Linked DNA regions of Homo sapiens: region 2 is linked to region 1. A link is an interaction called in ENCODE POLR2A ChIA-PET data of the cell type or tissue named here. Cell type or tissue: GM12878. All regions are shown on one strand. Links, peaks and the distances in the headings refer to the core of each region. The heading gives the core; the rest is flanking DNA. Region 1 has its middle 18 kb from the start of CD70. Region 2 overlaps ACSBG2 (acyl-CoA synthetase bubblegum family member 2).

Evidence for each region. Peaks named below come from ENCODE experiments on the same cell type or tissue, not always from the same donor. Only the 100,000 strongest peaks of a DNase experiment are listed, where the experiment ranks them.
Region 2: POLR2A ChIA-PET joins it to region 1 with 5 read pairs; 2 of 35 experiments call an interaction of 5 or more read pairs at or near these places.

Annotation. Positions count from the first base shown.
Region 1 is chr19:6,606,699-6,611,090 of GRCh38, reverse strand. No RefSeq gene overlaps it. Among named protein-coding and RNA genes, the nearest start is that of CD70, 18 kb to the right of the region's middle. RefSeq lists an enhancer at 1,974-2,083. In GM12878, for the core only: no CTCF peak of the experiment used is centred there; a DNase peak (open chromatin) is centred at 1,900; H3K4me3 peaks cover 877 bases; H3K27ac peaks cover 1,354 bases.
Region 2 is chr19:6,164,222-6,168,613 of GRCh38, reverse strand. ACSBG2 (acyl-CoA synthetase bubblegum family member 2) reads right to left here. Exons shown (of 15, transcript NM_030924.5): 7 at 2,599-2,748. All of the region lies in intron 2 of LOC105372255 (a long non-coding RNA gene), which reads left to right. Among named protein-coding and RNA genes, the nearest start is that of ACSBG2, 31 kb to the right of the region's middle. In GM12878, for the core only: a CTCF peak has its summit at 2,446 (motif pointing left); a DNase peak (open chromatin) is centred at 2,453.

The DNA.
Region 1 (4,392 bases), core at 151-4,150:
CCAGTTGTAATTACAAAGCATAAAGACATAGGAAAGTATAACTCATTTACAATAAACCATGATTTAACATATACTGTTACTAGGGAAGCCCACACATTGAAACTATTAGTCAAAGACATTAAATCAACTGTCTCCAATGTGTTCAGTGAGATGAAGGAAAATATGGACAAAGAACTAAAGCAGATCATGAGAATGATATATGAAAGAAGTGAGAATGTCAATAGAAAGAAATAAATTATTAAAAATTCACAAACAGGAATTCTGGAGCTGAAAGTTACAATAATGGAGGTGATAATTCATTAGACGAATTCAAGAACAGATTTGAGTAGGTAGAAAAAAGATCAACAAACTTGAAGATAAGGCAACCATAAAGTTAGCAAATCCAAGAAGCAGGGGAAAAAAGTGAAGACAAATACACAGAGCCGGCCGGGTGCGGTGGGATGTTAACAATGGGATTGTTTGTGGAGCAGGGGGCTCTAGGGGTGTGTGGGAACTTTTTGTATTTTCTGCTCAATTTTGCTGCGAAACTAAAACTGCTCTAAAAAGACTTTTTTTTTTTTTTTTTTTTTTTGAGACGGAGCTTCACTCTTGTTGCCTAGGCTGGAGTGCAATGGAGCGATCTTGGCTTACCGCAACCTCCACCTCCCAGGTTCAAGCAATTCTCCTGCCTCAGCCTCCCAAGTTGCTGGGATTACAGGCATGAGCCACCACACCCATAAAAGCCTATTTTTTAAAAAGTTTTGACTAGTACCTTTTCCCCATTACACCTCTGTCCCACTCATCCTTTAAAATGTATTTTGACTGTGATATCAGCTGGGGCATGACTTCAGAGGAAAAGGTATTGTATAAAAGGAACTCTGGAGTCAAAATAAAGTTTGAGTTTTGAATTTTGGCTTTGCTTTATTTATTTATTTTTATTTATTTATTTATTTTTCTTTTTGAGACAGAGTCTCACTCTGTCACCTAGGCTGGAGTGCAGTGGCACGATCTCAGCTCACTGCAACCTCCGCCTCCTGGTTTCAAGTGATTCTCATGTCTTGGCCTCCCAAGTAGCTGGGATTACAGGCACCCGCCCCCATGCCTGGCTAATTTTTGTATTTTTAGTAGAGATAGGGTTTCACCATGTTGGCCAGGCTTGTCTCGAACTCCTGACCTCAAGTGATCAGCCTGCCTCAGCCTCCCAAAGTTTTGGGATTACAGGCGTGAGCTACCACGCCTGGCCAGCTTTTACCTTTAATAAGGTACTTAACCTTTTTAAAACCTAAGTTTTCTTATCATTGTTCACTGTGTCCTTTCATATACGTACGTTATGGAAATATCTATGGATTGTTTTTAAAATTCTAGTTGTTGCTGAAAATTCACAAAAGGCATCTCAAGATAATACTACTTATCTCCCAGGGCTGTTGGAATATTAACTGAGACCATTTTGTTGCTGTTGTTTTTGTTTGTTTTTTGAGACCATATTTATTTTTAAAATAAAAACAGAATGCAAGAAAGTTGGCCTGACACAAATGGGAACTCATCAAATGCAATCTCCAAGAGGGTAGGAACTTTGATTTCTGCACTATTGTATTAATACCTTGGAAACAGCAGGAACTCAGAAATATATGTTCAGTAATTTTAAAAAAAAAAAAAAGCTTGGCTAGGCTACTGAATGATCACAGACCACATGGAAAGAAAAAGAGGCTTGATGCCATTACAGGTGGGACTATGGAGTTCTCTCTTGGAGGGGTGACTGTATTTTGCAAGCAGGAAGGAGCATGAGCTGAGTTTCTGTGATCAAATGGGTGGGTTTTGATAGCGATTCGTGTTCTCCACCTAGTATTTTCAGCTTTCTTTCTGACTCTTGCAAGCATGCCACTTCCCTGCACCCACTAAAGTTAAGCAGGGTCACTGACACGCTTTGGTTAGTGAAAAGGGACTGGCAATGATGTGTATCCATCTGTGGTTTTCTACTTTACACTCCTAGCACAAGGGTCATGTCAAGATGAAAACCGTCTAGGCATGAGCCACAGCGCCTGGCTGGAACATCAGTTTTACTGCAAGATTTGGAAGAAACAAATTGAATTGATTACCAAGAGAATGTGCAAGAACTATTAAGTCTTAGGACACATGGCCAAGACCAAAAGTCTCTGGTGATGGGCTGGGGTGGGGCCCCGTCCCACAGCCCTCGGACCAAGTAAGAAGAAAAAGTAGGAGGGGGAGGTGGCTTATGCCTCTAATCCCTGCACTGTGGGATTAGCTGGGTGTGGTGCCTCATGCCTGTAATGTCAGCTACTCAGGAGGCTGAGGCAGGAGAATTGCATGAACCCAGGAGGTGGAGGTTGCAGAGAGCCAAGATTGTGCCACTGCACTCCAGCCTGGGCGACAGAGTGAGACTCCTACTAATAAATAAATAAAAGAAAAACTAAGTTAAAATTTGTAAGGGCATAAAACATAATTTTAATAGGAAGCTATGAGAATTATCTACACTTGCAGATAATTGAATGAGCTGAGTTATCTGATGATTGATTGAATGATCGAATTATAGGTAACTGTGATTTTTCTTTTTTTTTTTTGAGATGGAGTTTTGCTCTTGTCACCCAAACTAGAGTACAGTGGCAAGATCTCGGCTCACTGCAACCTCTGTCTCCCAGATTCAAGCGATTCTCCTGCCCGCCACCACGTCTGGCTAATTTTGGAATTTTTAGTAGAGATATGGTTTCACCATGTTGGCCAGGCTAGTCTCGAACCCCTGACCTCAGGTGATCCTCCCGCCTCGGCCTCCCGAAGTGCTGGGATTACTGGCATGAGCCACTGCGCCTGGCCTTTGCTACTTAATTTTATAAGACATCTACTTTTTCAAATATTTGCTGTTTTTGCTCTCATGATATGAAAATTTTTTTATTGTGAGGGAGCATTTCTATGAAAACAATAGTAGAAATTTGTGCCAATTTTGGTTATTAAAATAATAAAATTGTTGGGTTAGTTTGTTATTCTTAACCAAATGCTCCTACAGATAGCATATTGCACAGATGGTTTGATTGTTTTTTTTTCATCTTAGGTGAATTTTCCTTAATTTTATTCATCAAACTGTATTTACTTGAGATAAATAGACATTGTAGTTACTGTGTGCTCTACAGATCTCTACTTTTTTAAAAATAAAAATTCTCGGCCAGGCGCGGTGGCTCACGCGTGTAATCCCAGCAGTTTGGGAGGCTGAGGTGGGTGGATCAGAAGGTCAGGAGTTCAAGACCAACCTGGCAAAGATGGCAAAACCCCATCTCTACTAAAAACACAAAAAATTAGACAGGCGAGGTGGCGCAAGCCTGTAATCCCAGCTACTCGGGAGGCTGAGGCAGGAGAATCGCTTGAACCTGGGAGGCAGAGGTTGCGGTGAGCCAAGATTGCACCACTGCACTCCAGCCTGGGCAACAGGGCAAGACTCGGTCTCAAAAAAAAAAAAAAATTCTCAGTCAAAACTCTGACCTATTTTATAAAAATTTGGATTGTAAATACTACTTCGACGTAACTTATATGTACATTAATGATTAGTAAGTGGAGTAATTCTATTCTTTAAAGGGGGGAAGTCTATATGAGTGTATTAATTTGTCAAAATGGTACAGTTCAGATTGTACCTTTCAATATGTATACATTTTATCTAAAAAGAAAACCCAAAAAACTAATAAATTGGGGGGTAGGAAATGGGTCAAAGTATAGATGAAGCAAACATGGCATGACTAGTAGCTGTTCAACCTGGGTGACAAGTCTATTATACTATCTTTGTATTCTGTATATATTTTTGTTTTTTGAGATGAAGTCTGGCTCTCGTCACCCAGGCTGGAGTGCAGTGGCATGATCTCAGCTCATTGCAACCTCCGCCTCCCAGGTCCAAGCAATTCTCAAGCCTCAGCCTCCTGAGTAGCTGGGACTGCAATTGCACATGACCACGCCTGGCTAATTTTTGAATTTTTAGTAGAGAGGGAGTTTCACCATGTTGGCCAGGCTGGTCTCGAACTCCTGACCTCAGGTGATCTGCCCGCCTCGGACTCCCAAAGTTCTGGGATTACAGGCGTGAGCCACTGTACCTGGCCTGTATTTTGTGTAGGTTTTTAATGTTTGGTGACAAAACACTTGTTGAAAATGAAAAAAAAAAAATTAGTCGGGCATGGTGCCGTGCACCTGTGGTCCCAGCTATTTGGGGGACTAAATAGGAGGATTACTTGAACCCAGGAAGCAGAAGTTGCATTAAGCCGAGATTGTGCTACGGCTCTGCACCCTGAACAACAGAGTGAGGCCCTGTCTCAACAAAAAAAAAAAAAAAAAAGGAAGAAGCCTATTTCAGCCTACCATGGGCAGAACCCCTTGCTGATCTGAATGTTGTGTGAGTAGAAAATAAACTTTTTTTTTAAG
Region 2 (4,392 bases), core at 128-4,127, 440 kb after region 1:
GGGAATATCCTGTTTAATCAGATTTCCCTCATTCATTCATTTCCCAAAAGTGGATTGAGTCCTCCTGCTCATCAGGCACTGCAGTTACAGTAGTGAATAAGACAGAAAACCCCTGACCTCAAGGAGCTGATGTTCCTGATAAACAAATGAGCATATAATATGACAGTGTCAAAATTTTCTAAGGAAGAAAAAAAGTAGCCAAATGGGAATTAGGTAGTAATGGGGTGGTTTATTGTTTGCTATTTCAAACATGGAAGTTAGGGAGGGCTTCACTGAGGAAGTGACACTGAGCAGAGACCCACCCGAAGGAGGGGAGGGAACAAGCTGTGTGGAAAAATACTTCCCACGGAGCTCATGCAAAGACCAAGAGGCAGGACGTGTCTGGTGTGTTGGAGGAACAGCAAGGAGGACCATGTGGCTAGAACAGAGTGAGCAAGGGGGAGAGAGGGAGGAGAGGAGAGGAGAAGGGAGATGGGGCTAGGCTTGCAGTGCCTTGTGGGCCTCAGGAGACTTGGGCTTTTACCTGGAGGGAAGTGGGAGCCATGGAGGGCTGCAGACAGAGGAGGATTGGGACTTGACTCAGGTGCTCACAGGCACTCTCTGGTGGCTGTAGAGAGGATAGACTGGGGGTGGGGGTGAGGGTGGGAGTTGGGTGGGAGGCGGGTAACCGGATGGGGTGGAAGCAACCACACAGGTCCAGGGGAGCGATGATGGAGACTGGGCCAAAAATAATTTTTCTCTATCATGCATCATACAATTGAGTCCAAGGGCTTCTGTAATGTCTGAACTTTTAATTTGTACTCCCGTGATTTATTGCCAAACTTGAAGCCTGCTTTCCTTGTTGTTATAGCAAAATATATTTATGCATCAAATTTTACAGGAAGCCAAGTTTTAATTTACATATAGACCTTAGTCCTGGGCCCGTGATATTGCTCAGACAGACAGTGTGGGAGAGTAAAAACCATAGTTGTAGAAAAATCAGAAAACTTCTAAGAGGCCTTGAGCTAAGATGCAGGAGGAGGAAAGGAGTTCTGCTGAAGGAGACAGTGTTGGCAAAAGATTTGGATTCATGTTAAAATGAGAAATTCAGAGAAGATTTCCAGGGTGTGGATCTAGGATCGGGACCTCCAGACCCAGGGGGATGATCCTAGCTCCACACCTTGCTATACAGCACTAGCTGAGACAGTGTATTAAGGGAGTGGAGGCTGACTTTTGCAATCTTCCATTGCTGACCTTCCATGGGCCAGGCCCTCTGCCAGAATTGGGCCCTCTACTCTCCCCATTTTACAGTTGGGCAAACTGACACACAGTTTGGTGATGTCATATGACCAATGTCACACCAGCTTACATGGTTACTTACAAGTAGCAAAGCCAGGATTCCAACACTGAGGTGGTCAGACACCAGTGTGTGCTGGTAACTATTACCCTAGGCTGAGGGGGGGCAGGGAAGCATTTATAAGAATGCTTTTATAGAAATTCTTCATTTAAAAACCAGCAGGCCAGGTGTGATTGCATGCACCTGTAGACCCAGCTACTTGGGAGGCTGAGGCAGAAGGATCACTTGAGCCTGTTGAGTCTGAAGCTTAAGTGCATGATGATTGTGCCTGTGAGTAGTCACTGCACTCCAGCCTGGGCAACATGGTAAGAACCCATCTCTAAAAACAGTGTAAAAACAGACCAGGTGCTGTGGCTCACGCCTGTAATCCCAACACTTTGGGAGGCCGAGGCAGGCAGATCACTTGAGGTCAGGAGTTTGAGACCAGCCTGGTCAACGTGGTGAAACTCCATCTCTACCCAAAATACAAAAAATTAGTTGGATGTGGTGGCACTGGCTTGTAGTCCCAGATACTCAGGAGGCTGAGGCACGAGAATTGCTTGAACCCAGGAGGCAGTGGTTGCAGTGAGTGGAGTGCCACTGTACTCCAGCCTGGGGCACAGAGCCAGACTCGGTCTCAAAAAGCAAAACAAAACAAAACACACACACAACTGAAAAATAAAGTAGGCTGGGCGTGGTGGCTCATGCCTGTAATCCCAGCACTTTGGGAGGCCAAGGCGGTGGATCACCTGAGGTCAGGAGTTCAAGACCAGCCTGGCCAACTTGGTGAAACCCTGTCTCTAATAAACATACAAAAATTAGCCAGGCATGGTGGCGGGTGCCTGTAATCCCAGCTACCTGGGAGGCTGAGGCAGGAAAATCACTTGAACGGAGGCAGAGGTTGCAGTGAGCCAAGATTGCGCCACTGCACTCCAGCCTGGGCGACAGAGGGAGACCCCATCTCAAAACACACACACACACACACACACACACACACACACACACACACACACACACAACCTTCCTGACTCACACAGAGGAATCATTGTCTGCTGGGTGCATACCCTGCCAGACATTTTTCTGCTTTTGACATGGCCAGCATTCCTTGATCTCAATCACTGCACTCTGCTGCCCCCTAGTGAAGCAACTACGCTACTCTCTAACCCCCAATGGTGAAGGAGCCACACTGCGTACTAGACCCTGGAATGCCACCCTGCCCCTGGAAGCCAACAAGAGAAACAGCCCAAAGGCCACCACTCCAGAGCAAAGGGACTTTGGCGTACGTTGTCATGACTGAGCATCACTCCCTTGGGTATGCCTGTGGTCCCTGAAGTGTAGATGAGCACTGCGCATTGATTCGCCTTCTGGCTCTCGATGACCTGCTCCAGTTGGGTGTCAGGGATACTTCTGCCAAGTTCCATGAAATCATCCCACTGTGGACAGAAAAGACAAGCGGAGGATGAGAAGGCAGTCGGGAGTCCTCTCACCCAGCCAGACCTCGTCCTATCAGCTTTTCCTAAAGAATGATCCTCAGCAGGTGGAAGGGCTTAGGATGTGCCAGTCCTGGCACCTCTTACAAAAGTCCCAAGATCTCTGCTTCCAGTTCTGCCACTTCCTCGCAGCGTCACCAAGCCACTTAAGCTCCCTGTGCCTCAGTTTCCTCATTTGTAAAATGGGAATGATGTCAGGACGCAACTCCTTGGGTTGTTCTAAGCAGTAAGAGAGTTAATATATGCAAAGTGCTCAGAATAGTAGTTGGCAGGTGGTAAGTGTTCTACGGAGTTAGGTATTATTTGTTCGCTGCCTTCCCAAATTCCACTCCCCACTCTACTTCTTAGTCACCAATTGGATGGGGCTGACTTCACCCACAGATCTGGAAGTCAACCCTAATTGGCTCAAACTGTTCTATCAGCCTGGGTTATGGTGATTGGATCAAGTCTGGACATGTGACCTCAAGTGGTCCAATCATAATGAAGATGAAGACTTTACCTGGGAATTCTGAGACACAGACTGTGTATGTGAATGAGTCAAGATGTAGCTCTAGGAGCTGCTGAACCATCTCAGGACTATGTGAGAAAGCAAGGCTGGAGCGGAGCCAAGAAATAGAGAAAGGAAAATAGAGCCTGGGCACATTCTTTGAGCCCCTGGTTCCAGCCATGCCTGAAATCCACGCCCTGAACTGTAGTTGCATGGTCCAACAGATTATCTTTTTGTTTGTTTGTTGCTTAAGCCATTTGGGGTCAGACTTTTGTCACTTACGACCAAAGGCATCCTTATTGATAATTGATGCATTGCCTCACTCTGGCAGGTGAAGAAGCTGAGGCTCAGGGGTGGTAGATTACTTGCCCAAGGCAGATTACTTAAGGCAAGTGAAGAGAGGAGCTAGCATTCAAACCCAAGGTCTGACTCCAGAGCCTGTGCTCTTAACTATGACAGAATTCGGTGCCGCAAAGTGAACTCTTGGGTTGTATCGACTGAGCATCACATGGGATCTGCAGAAATTCTACCATTGAACCCCCAACAAAGCACTGGATGAGGGTGATGCGCTGACTTAAAGATGGAGGCCCCTCGGCCAGGCACGGTGGCTCACACCTGTAATCCCAGCACTGGGAGGCTGAGGTGGGCGGATCACGAGGTCAGGAGTTCAAGACCAACATGGCCAGCATGGTGAAACCCCATCTCTACTAAAAATACAAAAATTAGCCGGGTGTGGTGGCAGGCGCCTGTAATCCCAGCTCCTCAGGATGCTGAGGCAGGAGAATCGCTTGAAATGGGGAGGTGGAGATTGCAGTGAGCCAAGATCACGCCACTGCACTCCAGCCTGGGCAACAGAGTGAAACTCCATCTCAAAAAAAAAAAAAAAAGGCCCCTCAAAGTCCTCTACAGATGGCCAGTGTTGCCTGAAACCTGCCCAGGGTGATGCTGGCTTCATCTGAGCAGGCAAAGCCCTTTGCCCAGATAATCTGTAACAAGGTAGGGCAAGGGTGAGAGGAAGAGCACACACAAGCCCTCTGGGGGAACCTGTCCTTTCTCAGAGATGCCCCTAGGTCTCCCTACAAAGGGTGTTCCTTCAAAGG